5 separate regions of the Homo sapiens genome follow, and all the other regions are linked to region 4. Evidence: chromatin contacts called from ENCODE Hi-C or POLR2A ChIA-PET data. All regions are on one chromosome and are shown on one strand. Each heading gives the region's core, a stretch centred on a gene start or an enhancer-like site at or near the end of the contact. The rest is flanking DNA. Distances are from core to core; before and after follow the strand shown. Region 1 overlaps EPCAM-DT (EPCAM divergent transcript). Region 2 holds the start of BCYRN1 (brain cytoplasmic RNA 1). Region 3 holds the start of MSH2-OT1 (MSH2 overlapping transcript 1). Region 4 holds the start of MSH2 (mutS homolog 2). Region 5 has its middle 25 kb from the start of MSH2-OT1.

Region 1 (2,700 bases), core at 149-2,648, 93 kb after region 4:
CTGCCCCCATGATTCAATTATCTCCCACCGGGTCCCTCCCACAACACGTGGGAATTATGGAAGCTACAATTCAAGATGAGATTTGGGTAGGGACACAGCCAAACCATATCAGGGAATAATAAAGCCATAACCTCCTGAAGGGGGTGGGTGTGATGCCCTCCTGAGCCCCTGCAGCTAGAGCATCTGTGACGCACTGCCCAGCTAGTCTGGGCAGGAGCAATGTGTTGGAGTTTGTGCACATGTGTGTGTGCTGGGCGTGCGATGAGCACCCTGCCACACATGTGGGAGCTCAGATGCCACACTCTTCCAGAGCTGTGCCACAGTTTGACTGATCTGTGACTGCAACCGCTCCAGCAAAGCTGGACTCTTGGGGAAAGAATTTTCTCTTCCCAAGCTTGCTGTGTGGGCCCGTGGGGAGACACACAATTGCCTTTGTCATTTGTTCTTCCTGTGTGGGGACAAAAGCCCTTTCACTTGCTGTGGAATGTACAAGAAGTTCTGTGCCGAAGGGCTGCCAGGCGCTGGCCTGGAATCCGACAAACAAGGAGGAGTTGGGGAGATGGCCGTTTCAGCCTGAGGCCCCCCACCTCCTGGTCCTGCCATGCATCTGTGTGGTCGGGGACTGCCAAGAGGGTCCCCACCGTCTGCTTCTTCACCACTGTGTGCACCTGCATCACTGCCACAACCCTGTCTTAATCATGGCCTGAGACACTGCAGCCTGCCACAGGCGGGCACTGTGCCAGGCATGGGTTTTGTCAACTCATTCAACCCTCCCAACGAATGCTGTTATTCCCACTTTGCAGCAGAGGGAACTGACCTTCAGAAGGGAGGGTCTGGGAGGACAGTGCTGAGACTGAAACAGAGGGGCTGGGACATGGTAGGAGGAACAGGACACCACAACCCCTCACCCTGCACTCACAGCTCTAGGGCAGAATGGAGCCTCAACCCTGGGTGTTTATGCTGTGAGCTGAAGTTTAAGCAAAACAAAAATAGAGAACTTAGGTGGGGTTGGGGTGGGGGTAGAACCCGCCAACACGAAACGTCATCGTGGTACAAGTGGCCTTTTCTCATTGCTATTTACATCCCCGGGTGTTTCTATCAGCCCAGAGCCAGAGACTCACCACAGAGCAACCTGTTGCCAGAATGCTGTGGGGGCTGCGCTATTTTAGGAGCAAAGTTTTCCCAGGTGGCTATATTGTCTGCATTTTTCTCACCAGGGTAGGACAATTCATAGAGCCACTAAAGCCAACCACAGTGTTGAACTCTGCTCTAATTTTAAAATGTAAATGAGCAAGCACCAATGGGAAGTGGCCAGGAGCAGACCAGGGCAATCAGCTCCCAGGGGAGCCCCAAGCGTCAACTCCCAGGTAGGGGGTAAGGGTGAGGCCTGCTGGGTGGGGAGTGGACTAATACAGAGGGCTGGGAAAGAAATGTGTGTGTCTAAAAGCAATTTGCATTAGGCCTTTCAGAGCCCAAGTCTGTGGGTTGGCTTGCACAATCTTGCAATCTTACAAGCAAGAGAGGAAGAAAGGAGAGAGGGGAGCCAGGGGAGAAGGGTGTGGGGATCAGACAGGCTTTTGTATGTGATCTTGTTTAAGCAAGACTCTTATCAAAGAGTAATCCTAAACTTTGCGCTTTCTTATCACCCAGCTCCCTGGGGAATGGGTAGGTGACTTTTGAGTTCCACAAGGGAGGATTAATTGCCTGTTAGAGATCAGAGCTCCAAGTAAGCAGATAAGGTTGATAGAGGTGGGTGGGGTGTGGTGGTTTACTTATGTCCCGTGGAGATGTTCTTTGCTCTTATTATCTAGATTCACGTTTTCTGTGCACAAGCCGAACACTGAGGGCTGAGGAGAAAGCTGCCGTCTAGTGAACAGAGCAGCATTGGAGGGTGTGCCTGCTCTGTGCCCCATGCTGCAGATGCTGAGCAGGGGTTGGGATATCAAAGAATGAAGGAATGAGCCATGCTGCACTGTTCAAGAAGGTCCAGTTCTGTGGTGGTTGTGTGAATACAGGACATTCTTTTCTTTCTTTTTTCTTTTTTTTAGACTGGGTCTCATTCTGTCACCCAGGCTAGAGCGCAGTGGCAAGATCCTCAGGCTTCCATAACAACTGTGAAAGTACTGACTGAGTAGTTAAGTTAAATATTAAAAGCTGAAAGGGCCAGTGCCCTTATACAAAGACTGGAATGTAACAAAAGCCCACCAAGAGTTTTGCCTAGGCCTTTCCTGGGCCTTAAAGCGTGACAAAATAATGGAGGAATTCTTAACAGGATCCATTTAGGATTAAACAAATTTTATTGGGGGTCTGAAGAGACTCCCCAGGCCTCCACAGACAAGTTTATTGGGGTCCTGAAGGAACTCCCCAAACGTCTGTGATTTAGCAGGAGACAAGAGTAATCAGCTGGGCACAGTGGCTCATGCCTGTAATCCCAGCACTTTGGGAGGCTGAGGCGGGTGGATCATCTGGGTGGATCACCTGAGGTCAGGAGTTTGAGACCAGCCTGGCCAACATGGTGAAACCCCGTCTCTACTAAAAATACAAAAACTAACTGGGCGTGCTGGTGCACACCTGTAGTCCCAGCTACTCGGCAGGCTGAGGTGGGAGGATCACCTAAGCCTGGAAGGTCAAGACTGCAGTGAGCTGTGATCGTGCCACTGCACTCCAACCTGAGTGACAGCAAGACACGGTCTCCAAAAA
Region 2 (2,700 bases), core at 96-2,595, 68 kb after region 4:
CCAAGATTTGGTTAACTGTGGATTGGGACAAGGTGAAAGAAAACATGGCTCACAAAGGAAGTCCAATGGCACCCATGAGGCAAATGTACGCTGGGCTCAGTTACAGATATGGGGAGGAGCAAGTTTGGAAGTCGCAACTGTCACCATCAGGGAGAGCTGGGGCCACAGCTGGGAGACAGGACCTCTAGTCAGAGCTGCTGGTGCTTCAGGGATGGAAGACTCAGACGCTACAGGCTTGACCTGCCTTCAAGGTATGAATGATGGCAGGTATGCTGAGAAGTTTACTTGCCTCCTGCAATGTTTTCCCTACCTGCTCACAGATGCCTGACATTCCTTTTAACAGGGAACAGGCCTTGTATTACAGAGCAAAAGAGCAAGCTTAAAATGGCCATTGGAGGAGAGACTCATATCTGAGAAAGACAGCAAGAGGGGGAGAATGGTGTGTGTGTGTGTGTGTGTGTGTGTTTGTCTAGGATGGTATAATTTTGCTCAAGGCCATGGAAATAAGAAAATTTGGAGGCTGGGCACGGTGGCTCACAGCTGTAATCCCAGTACTTTGGGAGGCTGAGGCAGGCGGATCATTTGAGGTCAGGAGTTTGAGACCAGCCTGGCCAACATGGTGAAACCCCGTCTCTACTAAAAATACAAAAATTAGCCAGGCATGGTAGTGCATGCCTGTAATCCCAGTTACTTGGAAGGCTGAGGCAGGAGAATCACTTGAACCTGGGAGATGGAGGTTACAGTGAGCCGAGATTGAGCTATTACATTCCAGACTGGGTGACAGAGCTAGACTCCATCTCAAAAAAAAAAAAAAAAAAAAAAGAAAGAAAATTTGGGGTCCTGTTGGTGGGGTGGGAGGAGGGACAGCATCAGGAAGAATAGCTAATGGATGCTGGGTTTAATACCTAGGTGATGGGTTGACCTGTGCAGCAAACCACCATGGCACACGTTTACCTATGTAACAAACCTGCACATCCTGCACATGTACCCTCGAACTTAAAATAAATACTGATTAAAAAAGTAAAAAGAAAATTTGCTTTCTCCCCCACATATAGCAGTAGCAGCAGCATTTCAGAATGGCTTTAACTTCTCCCAGCTTTAAGAAGCTGAGGAAAGCAAGGCCTTTCTTCCAGGCAAGAATATGAAAAGGGGGGGGGGGGTTGTTGCTTTGAGGGAAGTTACGCTTATTTTTTTTTTGTCTTTTGTTTTTTTTTTTCCTTTTTCTGGAGAACGGGGTCTCGCTATATTGCCCAGGCAGGTCTCGAACTCCTGGGCTCAAGCTATCCTCCCGCCTCTTAGCCTCCCTGAGAGCTGGGATTACAGGCGTGAGCCACCGCGCCCGGCCTCTTATTCTCGATTGAAATTCTTTCATAGATCTCAAATTGTCGCTCTGAAATGCAGTACTTCCCTCTGCTGGCCATAGGGTTATATAGCTCATCAAAAACAAGGATGACTCCCAAGTCGTCTCCCTCATCTAAGACTAAGGAATTGACTCAGGACATGAGGTGGGAGATAAATCAAATATAGGATGATTTTCCAACCCTCACACCCCCTCAGAAAACATCCTTGAGTGTCTTTTGGCTCTGAATTTAAATAGGTTTATCTAGCTTCTCCAGCCTGTGCTTAGCCAATTAGGTCACATTGGCATGAATGTGCAAAGAACAATGGCTTGGAGCCCCACCCACCCAATTGCAGGACCTTGGCCCCCTCCCAAAACCTCCCTCAGAGATCCTGGAATACTTTCAGGGGGCGGAGGCTCATGATTTGGGGTTTGGGGCCTCACAGAGAGTCCACCATGTTCTTCTTGCTGGCTTCTGTCCCTACACCATCTCTTGGTTAAAAAGCCCCTCAAGGTCTCAAGCCGGGCGCAGTGGCTCATGCCTGTAATCTCAACACTTTGGGAGGCCGAGGTGGGCGGATCACCTGAGGTCAGGAGTTTCGAGACCTCCCTGAGCAACATAGTGAAACCCCATCTCTACCAAAAATGCAAAAATTAGCTGGGCATGGTGGCACATGCCTGTAATCGCAGCTACTTGAGAGGCTGAGGCAGGAGAATCGTTTAAACCTGGGAGGCGGAGATTGCAGTGAGCCGAGACAGCACCACTGCACTCCAGCCTGGGTGACACAGCAAGATTCCATCTCAACAACAGCAACAAAAGCCCTTGAAAGAAATTTCCCGCTGCTCTATTGTCCTGCCTGAGCCAGAGTCTGCTAATTCTCGAGTCTGCCTCGGTTGCAGTCCTGCTAGTGCCAGTTTCTGTGCAGATGTAGGAAAAAGGGCTCCACAAGAGAGGTGGAATTTATTCTGATGTATTTGTATGACCAAATAACAAGTTACATGCTCTCCATTGCATGGTGGTGTGTTTTGGTTAAAAAGCTACCATATCCTAGCAGGGTGGTGGTGATGTGTACCTGTAGTCCCAGCCACTCAGGAGGCTGAGGGAGGAGGATTGCTTGAGCCCAGGAGTTTGAGATCAGTCTGGAAAACATAGTGAGACCCCATCTTTAAAAAAAAAAAAAAAAGCTACCTTGCTTAGGGGGCTTTTTTCATTCTTGTGAAACTGAATTTCCACAAATTGATTCTGAAATCAGAGTGAATACTCTACTAGTATTTTCTATTTCTTTAAGATGTTTTATTTATTTATTTGAGACAGAGTCTCTCTGTCGCCAGGCTGGAGTGCAGTGGTGTGATCTCGGTTC
Region 3 (2,700 bases), core at 127-2,626, 120 kb before region 4:
GGAGGAGTGTGTCAAGGGCCCAACCGAGGCTGCCGCCCAGGGCTGCACGATACAGATCAGTGCTGGCCTCTCCATCTCACTTCCATGCTCTCTGAGCTGAACTCCGAAGGCCCCATCACCAGGGCCCCATTTGCGAAGGCGGCACCAGACAGGCTGTGGGAACGAGCTTCACAGCTTTTGTCAAAGTGGCATAATAAAGCCCCCAAGTGTCTGCTCTTTGCAAACTGGGATGGCAGATCAATTGTGGCATAAACAAAATAGCAGGCTTGGTGCGAACCCAGGGACAGATCACGCCTCTGCAGGGTGTGATTGAGGGGGAGGAGGAGATTCTCAGGGTGGCTGGGTTTGCCTTTTCTCTGGCTGAAGCTTTGAGGCCCCTCTCCAGAGCAGCTTGGCTCCCCACAAATTGCAAGAGCTTGGGAGACTGCTTCTCTACTCTGGGAGGCAACTGGCTAGGCAGTGGCACAAGCATAGGCCCCAGTGCCCTCAGCAGGAAGCCTGTCCCAGGGTCTCAGCACCCCCCCAGAGCTCTGAACCTACTGACCTTGATGCGGAAGAAGGATGGACCATCCTCCACCCCCACCTTGTCTCCCAGGATGAGCTGAGTGTGCTCTGTAGGAAAGCGAAGGGCAGTAAAGCAGGCACAGAGAGACCTCAGGAACAGGACAGTAAGGACGCTTTCACTGGTTGCCCTGTGCGCTGTCGGAGACCCTTCTGCCTCACCTGTCCCTTCATTCTGGGCAGATGGTGTTACACAGCTAGTCTAGTATTTAGCATCATTTGGGGCCTGCAGCACTCCCTAGCTAAGTTGTTATGCTGAATGCAAGCTGAACCAGGGCCGTAAGAAGACCCCAGGACAAGTTCTGGCCCAGACTATATGCGCCCTGTCCCAGAGGTGAGCCTGCTGGCAGCAAAGGGGGTAGGATCTGTACAAAACTGCTAAGAAACCCAGTGAGGGGCCTCTAGGAAGGCAGCCTAGAGACTGAGGACAGGAACTGCATCTGTCTGGTTTTCCACCATATTTCTGAGCCTTGCATGATACTGCCAACCTGATGCTGTCCACAGTAAATGTTTGCTGAAGGAATGAATAGGTGGATGTTGGTCTTACCAGCTTCATGTCTGGTGTTGGTTGCCTTGCTGAGGCCCTCGGATAAAGCCACACCCTTGTGAGGAGGGAGCATGAGGCCGGTCACATTCTAGGTTTGGTCATCCAGGAAAAAGGCAGATCCTCAACTGGAAACCCAAACTCCAATAGATGGCCTTGGGCAGAAGCCAGGAGTCCAGACATGGAAGAGTTTGGAGGAGTCAGAAGAGGCCCCCAGAGAGTGGAGGAGATGGCCTTGGCCTCACAAGAGTAGGTCAGGCAGGGCAGGCCTGTGGGGGGCCTCAAGAGGCCAATGAGTACCCCAGCTGTGGTCAGCCAGGCAGACTGTCACCCAGAAGCAGCAGTCTCCTCTGCACCTCATTCCTCGCGCTGTCCTCAAGCCCTGGGTCAAGTCTTATGTAAATAGCCCAGCTTGTCTGAGCTGTGCCACGGGGAGGTTATGAGTCTACCTTGGCAGACTCTTTAGGGGATAGGCCATGGCCCCTCTCCCCTGTGAAGGGGACAGCAATGATCAGTAGAAAGGAGGCCAGAGAGGACAGAGGACTCTTAAGGATGGGAGTCACAACTCTGAGCAGCAGCCACTCTCCCACGAAGATGCTCCCCTGGCTGTGGTCCTGGAGGACTGCAATTTGGTTTCTTAAGAAAAATGGAGCTTCCTTGGTGCCCTCAGAATACAGTCTAATGTGGTGGAAAGAGCATGAACTTTAGATGCTAGCACACCTGGGTTTCAGTCTCGGCTCCACCATTTCCAAGCTGTGGGGACTTCGCAACTGCTTTTCACCCTTTAACCTGCAGTTTCTGCATCTGTTGAATGGAGCTGTTCTCCCCCATAGGTTGTCATGATGACATGCGATGATGCAGGCAGGGCCAGCATTGTTAGGTGGTGGCTTTCACCACAATGAAGAGAAAATCCAGGTGGAACCAGTTTATTAAATGGGCCGACACTGGAAATGGCTTTGTCTCATCTATTGTCTTTAAGAACTCCCTTTTAGATTCCTTAACATCTTGGGTAAATGCTAGAGTTATCCAAATAGTTTTTATGTCTTTTTGTGTTTTGGGGTTTTTGTTTGTTTTTGAGACGGAGTTTCGCTCTGTCGCCCAGGCTGGAAGGCAGTGGCGCGATCTTGGCTCACTGCAACCTCTGCCTCCCGGATTCAAGCGATTCTCCTGGCTTAGCCTCCCAAGTAGCTGGGATTACAAGTGCACTCCACTATGCCCGGCTAATTTTTGTATTTTTAGTATAAACGGAGTTTCGCCAAGTTGCCCAGGCTGGTCTTGAACTCCTGGCCTCAAGTGATGCACCCACCTTGGCCTCCCAAAGTGCTGGGGATTACAGGCGTGAGCCACCAGGCTCAGCCAGTTTCTTTGTTTCTTTTCTTTCTTTCTCTTTTTTTTTTTTTTTCTGAGGGAGTCTCACTCTGTTGCCCAGGCTGGAGTGCAGTGGCGCAATCTCGGCTCACTGCAAGCTCCGCCTCCTGGGTTCACGGCATTCTCCTGCCTCAGCCTCCCGAGTAGCTGGGACTACAGGCACCCGCCGCCACACCTGGCTAATTTTTTTTTTTTTTTTGTATTTTTAGGAGAGACGGGGTTTTTGC
Region 4 (2,700 bases), core at 53-2,552:
GGCGATCCTGCCTTGGCGCCTCTTGTAACCTCTTACAAGCTCACCTCCATAAGCCTCCAACTTGAATTGTAATTATTTCTGCCTTGCTGTCCAATAGTGATCTCTATGAAAGTAGAGGTATTTCTTTTTTCATCTAGTGTCCATAACCCTGCCTAACACATTTATATCTAACGAATGAAACATTTTTCATCAGGAGTATCGCATTTGCACTAGTCCTCTAGTCAGGACTAGAATCCACAACTCTGCTCCCCCTAGGATGCTCTTTTCATTAGCATAACTACATAGCTGCAAGAAAGCGCAAAGAAAACAGGGAGAGAAGAGGTTAACTAGGCCTATCCAGAACATTTGGCCCACATAGGGTGAGACGTTTGTAGCTTTCCAGGGAGAGATAATCCTGGATAGATGGGGTCGGGTGACGGAGAGCACTGAATGCTGAGCTGAAGCAGATAGCGTCCATGACTGGCCCAAGGTCACACGTTAATAAGCAGAGGGGCAGCGACTTGATCCCAAGCAGCCCAGCTCCAGAGTCCGTTGGTCCTGACCACTTCATCATACTGCTCTTCAACGGCGCTCCATTACCAGACCCTTAGCTGGACCGGCGGTATAAATGGGAGCGTCGTGGGAGCAGAATTACGTGTCATAAAAGGGTCTCCTAAACCCCCAGTCTATTTTAAATCTCACTCCTGGCTGCTGTTTGTTAATAAGAGATTCTGGCCGTGTTTGTAATGAGCGCTACATGTAGGGCCAAGGCGAGGAATGCGACTGCTGGAAAATGAACTAGAACAATGCATTAAAATGCCTGGCACGACGTAAACACTCCGTGATCACAAGTTCAGATCCGGGGCGGCTGGAGAGGCACGGGTTTCAGGGCTGAGGGGGGCGTCCCTCCGGAGCCAAGCAGAACCTGGGGACGGCGGAATCCGCACAAGCACCAACGTTCCGCCCCCGTGCCTCCGCACTGGAGAGGCTGCTCACCGCCCACTCTCTGAGGCGGGAAAGGAGCCGCGCCACAAGGCCCCGGGTCCCTCCCCAGCACGCGCCGTCCCGGCCCTCACCTGCCGGCCCCATGTACTTGATCACCCCCTGGGTCTTGAACACCTCCCGGGCGGCCAGCAGCGCGTCCTCGCCGTGCGCCGTATAGAAGTCGCCCCGGTCGAAAAGGCGCACTGTGGTGGTCGGCTTCTCCGGCATGCCCTGAAAGAAGCGCACGAAGCCGACCTCGGCCGCGCTCTCCAACTGCAGCGTCTCCTTCGGCTGCACCGCCATGTCGAAACCTCCTCACCTCCTGGTTGAAGAAAATGCGCGACCCCACACCCACTAAGCTGTTTCCCGCCTCCCCTCCCACGTCCCCCGAGCGGCGTCCGGCCACGGCGACCACACCCAATCAGCTTCCAGGGCTGCGTTTCGGTGGGTGGGAGTCTGCCGCGGCAACCAATCATAAGCAGACGCGGCCCAGCTTCCCGCGCACGCTGGTGACTTTAGCTACTGCGCATGCCTGCGCCTAGGTCGCGCGGAAACCCGCAGACGCGCATCCTTAGTAGAGCTCCTTTCTGTGTTTACTCAGCTGCAAGGCTTGAAGCCCCTGGGTGGGGTGTATGCAAGGGTAGGTTGCCACCAGGTGGGAGATTTCCGGCAGGCACTGAGCTCGTAATGTGCCCGGAAGCATGGGAGTAACATCAGAAGGAAACTTGAAAACAAAAAAAAAACTAGCCTTCCTCCTCCTCCCAGTATTTTGTTAAAACGTGTGCCCCTCTCCGACTGCCTCCCTTTTTCTTTCTAAGCAAACTGCCAACATCGGGATTACGGGTTTATTCTACACAGCCTCCTTACTGCTGCCTGTTAGCCACATTATCGTTTCATCCACTCGTTGATGATTCACTCATTCGAAAACATTTATATGGCCTGCTATGTCCCAGACTCTTCTTGGCTCTGAGGATCGCCAGTAAAAAGAAAAATCACTGCCTTTATTCTGCTTACATTCTAATATGAGAAAATTCAGATAATGAATATAGCAAGTAAATGAAATGGTACGTTAGAAGATATGCGTTTGTGGCAGGGCGCGGTAGCTCACGCCTGTAATCCCAGCAATTTGGGAGGCCGAGGTGGGCGGATCACTTGAGCCCAGGAGATTGACACCATCCTGGGCAACATGGTAAAACCCACGTCTGTGATCCCAGATATTAGCAGGGCTGAGGCGAAAGGATCACCTGAGCCCGGGAGGTCGAGGCTGCGGTGAGCCGTAAATTGTGCCACTGCACTCCAGCGTGGGCGACAGATTGAAAACCCTGTCTCAAAAAATACAAAATAAAATAAATAAAAAGACAAACGTTTGACGCCAGGCGTGGTGTCACACGCCATAATCCCAGTACTTTGGGAGCACGAGCCAGGAGGATCGTTTGAGCCCAGGAGGTCTTCTGCCGTCAGCTATGTTCACGCCACTGCACCGCAGCTGGGGCGACAGAGCGAGAGACCCCGTCTTGAGGGGGGGTAGGGGAAGACCAGTTAAGGAAGAGGAAGGTTGAAATTTTAAAATGTTAGCAAACAGCCAGGCGCAGTGGCTCACGCCTGTAATCCCAGCGTATTGGGAGGCCAACGCGGGTGGATCACCTGAGGTCCGGAGTTTGAGACCAGCCTGGCCAACATGGCGAAACCCCGTCTCTACTAAAAATACAAAAATTACCGGGCATAGTGGTGGGCGCC
Region 5 (2,700 bases), core at 177-2,676, 99 kb before region 4:
AATGTGGCTCCTGGGAGCCCCCAGCTCCCACAGTGAGGCCTCTTCTCTCCCCTTCTCTAAAGCCTGCCCACCCCTCAACCCCCAGGTAGCTCCTGCTCTCAGCTCTTACACTCCAGAATAAGCACTGCGAAGGGTGTCATCTGCAGCCTGTGGGGGAGGCAAGGCTGGAAGACATGGGAGGGGAGAAGGGCCACAGCAGGCAGGGCCAAATGGCCTTGGCCTAGGCCCCACCTGCCCCAGCACACGGCGTTTTGGAATAGTTTTGCTGGGGGTTCAACCACAACTGTCCTCAAACTCCTCTCCAATGAAGGAGGGGAATGGGCTTTGGAGGCTGACAGTTGAGTCACCCAGGCCTTGAGGAGGCCAGCTCTTTCCTCAGCTCCTCCTGCAGATGCTCAGTCATGGCCGAGCCTGTTCCACTTTAATCTGCATCCACATGCTTTCTGACTCAATGTTTCTGGGAAACAACATCACAAAAATCAATGTTTTAGTGTCTACTTGGTGCTAGGCTGACTTTAAGAGTCTGGTAGTTCTTTCTATTCAGACTGATCTAGATGAGGGTCCCATTAAGCAAATTCTTTAACCTCTCTGAGAATCAGTTTCAACATCTTGAAATGGGGAAACAAGCAATCTACCTTATTGCATTGTTGTGAGGATTAACTAAAATGATTATAAAGTGCCAGACATACTGTCTAGCACACACATTCAGTGACTATCACTTCCTCTTTTTGCCTCCTCTCCCACAAGTTCAACCTTTCTTATGTGAACATGACCAGGGCCCATCCATCCATCCGTCCATCCATCCACTCATCCGTCCATCCATCCACCCATCCACTCATCCATCCATCCATCCATCCATTTATCCATCCATCCATCCATCCATCCATCCATCCATCCATCCACTCATCCATCCATCCATCCACTCATCCATCCATCCATCCATCCATTTATCCATCCATCCATCCATCCATCCATCCATCCATCCATCCATCCATACATCCATCCACCCATCCATCCATTTATCCATCCATCCACTCATCCACCCATCCATCCACTCATCCATCCATTCACTCACCTATCCATCCATTCAGTAATTCATCCATGTATTTATATTTTTTCATTTTTTGAATACATACTATGCACAAACTGCTGCAAGTTGTCCACAGAAGTGGAAATATATAATCTAGAAGCAAAAATTAACTATAAAGGCTATGGTATAAATAACTTGGCAAAAAGTGAAAAGTGTCATAAAAGAGGTACAGGGAAAATGTCAGGAGATTAAACACCCCGGGCCTCTCTTCAAGCCTCAGTTGAAGCCAACTGCCAGGATTACACTTTATTTGATAAAACATTTCTCTTTCCCTGATGAAGACCATCAGAATGTTTGTTTCCTTTTACACAGGAAGGTGACTCAAATTCTAATTATCCTAACCCAGGAAATGACTTTGTCTTGCCTTTCATTTTACTGTATTCAGCTCTTAGTTGCTCCACTGAGGACAATCTGCAGAGCCCAGGTTTCTTCCAAGATTTTAAATGGACCTTCCACGAGGGATTCTGAAACCCAAAAAATGAGCTAAATGAAGAGATGATAGATACATTACAGGAAGCCTCCTTGGGCCAGACATTCCCTACACAGTCATGTGCAGGTGAGTCAATCAGCTGAGAGCTCTTCAGTGTCAGCAGCCCACCTCCACCCCTTCAAAGACCCCTCTCTCTCCACCTCCTGGATCCTGCCCACATTTCAAGTCACCCCAGGAAGAATCGGGGGAAAAACATCTCCCAGTAAAAGTGCCTGACCAACAGTGTAGTTTGTAGCTGATGAAAGACAAAAATCTCACACCTTTTGTTGCCACAGTAAAAAACAACAATCCATCCATATGTTGAAACACTTGACTCACAGAACTCTCTGCAGGCTGCCACTCACCCCTGCAGGAGGAATTGACCACAAGGTTCCTGCAAAGATGTTGCTGAGAAAATGCTGCCAGTTGAGTTGTTTGGTGTGGTAGATTTAGAGACAGAAGACCCAACTCTGCCACTTCTCAAGTGTGTGAGTTTGGGTGAGTCCTTTTAGCTTTCTAAATCTCTGTGTAGGCAGGGCACAGTGGCTCACACCTGTACTCCCTGCACTTTGGGAGGTCAAGGTAGGAGGATCACTTGAGTCCAGGAGTTTGAGACCAGCCTGGCCAACATGGCAAAACCCCGTCTCTACGAAAAATACAAAAATTAGACAGGCATGGTGGCACATGCCTGTAGGCCCAGCTATTCAGGAGGCTGAGGCAGGAGAATCACACGAACACAGGAGGCAGAGGTGGCAGTGAGTCGAGATCGTGCCACTGCACTCCAGCCTGGGCAACAGAGCAAGACTCCATCTCAAAAGAAATAAAAATAGAAAAATAGGCCGGGCGCAGTGGCTTATGCCTGTAATTCCAGCACTTTGGGAGGTTGAGGCAGGTGGATTGCCTGAGGTCAGGAGTTTGAGACCAGCCTGGCTAACACGGTGAAACCCCATCTCTACTAAAAATACAAAAATTAGCCAGGCAAGGAGGTGCACGCCTGTAGTCCCAGCTACTTGGGAGGCTGAGGCAGGAGAACTGCTTGAACCCGGGAGGTGGAGGTTGCAGTGAGCTGAGATCACACCACTGCACTCTAGCCTGGTGACAGAGCAAGACTCCATCTCTGAAAAAAAAGTTAAAAATGAAA

What was found. Hi-C counts contacts between places; a loop is a spot of excess contacts on that map. ChIA-PET counts read pairs that join two places held with the same protein, here RNA polymerase II (POLR2A). Pooled maps may share reads with other maps.
Region 1: a pooled map shows a loop between it and region 4 (4-fold over the local background). The contact joins the enhancer-like site here to the promoter of MSH2 in region 4. A Hi-C loop is called at or near these places in 1 of 37 single-sample maps with no recorded cell type and 5 of 50 pooled maps. POLR2A ChIA-PET finds 5 or more read pairs at or near these places in 5 of 52 experiments (GM10248, H1, HEK293 and 2 more).
Region 2: a map of B cell shows a loop between it and region 4 (4-fold over the local background). The contact joins the promoter of BCYRN1 here to the promoter of MSH2 in region 4. A Hi-C loop is called at or near these places in 8 of 168 maps with a recorded cell type or tissue (B cell, HCT116, breast epithelium and 4 more), 4 of 37 single-sample maps with no recorded cell type and 14 of 50 pooled maps. POLR2A ChIA-PET finds 5 or more read pairs at or near these places in 25 of 52 experiments (A549, A673, AG04449 and 19 more).
Region 3: a map of endothelial cell of umbilical vein shows a loop between it and region 4 (2.3-fold over the local background). The contact joins the promoter of MSH2-OT1 here to the promoter of MSH2 in region 4. A Hi-C loop is called at or near these places in 6 of 168 maps with a recorded cell type or tissue (CD4-positive, alpha-beta T cell, CD4-positive, alpha-beta memory T cell, OCI-LY7 and 2 more), 11 of 37 single-sample maps with no recorded cell type and 17 of 50 pooled maps. POLR2A ChIA-PET finds 5 or more read pairs at or near these places in 13 of 52 experiments (AG04450, CD4-positive, alpha-beta T cell, CD4-positive, alpha-beta memory T cell and 9 more).
Region 5: a pooled map shows a loop between it and region 4 (4-fold over the local background). The contact joins the enhancer-like site here to the promoter of MSH2 in region 4. A Hi-C loop is called at or near these places in 3 of 50 pooled maps. POLR2A ChIA-PET finds 5 or more read pairs at or near these places in 7 of 52 experiments (H1, HEK293, WTC11 and 3 more).

Annotation. Positions count from the first base shown.
Region 1 is chr2:47,309,034-47,311,733 of GRCh38, reverse strand. All of the region lies in intron 3 of EPCAM-DT (EPCAM divergent transcript), which reads left to right. Among named protein-coding and RNA genes, the nearest start is that of BCYRN1, 25 kb to the left of the region's middle. RefSeq lists enhancers at 613-682, 1,943-2,132. Within about 2 kb of position 1,398, at least 26 of the 41 ENCODE cell types and tissues checked have a DNase peak (open chromatin) inside an H3K27ac peak, as active enhancers do.
Region 2 is chr2:47,333,960-47,336,659 of GRCh38, reverse strand. It overlaps BCYRN1 (brain cytoplasmic RNA 1), which reads right to left and starts at 1,345. Exons shown (of 1, transcript NR_001568.1): 1 at 1,146-1,345. The region is part of intron 1 of EPCAM-DT (EPCAM divergent transcript); the gene reads left to right. RefSeq lists a silencer at 1,865-1,914.
Region 3 is chr2:47,526,213-47,528,912 of GRCh38, reverse strand. MSH2-OT1 (MSH2 overlapping transcript 1) reads right to left here and starts at 1,376. Exons shown (of 3, transcript NR_120602.1): 1 at 1,109-1,376; 2 at 545-612. All of the region lies in intron 1 of KCNK12 (potassium two pore domain channel subfamily K member 12), which reads left to right. It also overlaps a transcript of MSH2 not described here.
Region 4 is chr2:47,401,758-47,404,457 of GRCh38, reverse strand. It overlaps MSH2 (mutS homolog 2), which reads right to left and starts at 1,302. Exons shown (of 16, transcript NM_000251.3): 1 at 1,056-1,302. The coding sequence starts at 1,266. RefSeq lists enhancers at 716-775, 142-850, 851-1,561, 1,566-1,615.
Region 5 is chr2:47,500,782-47,503,481 of GRCh38, reverse strand. It overlaps a transcript of MSH2 not described here. Among named protein-coding and RNA genes, the nearest start is that of MSH2-OT1, 25 kb to the left of the region's middle. Within about 2 kb of position 1,426, at least 5 of the 41 ENCODE cell types and tissues checked have a DNase peak (open chromatin) inside an H3K27ac peak, as active enhancers do.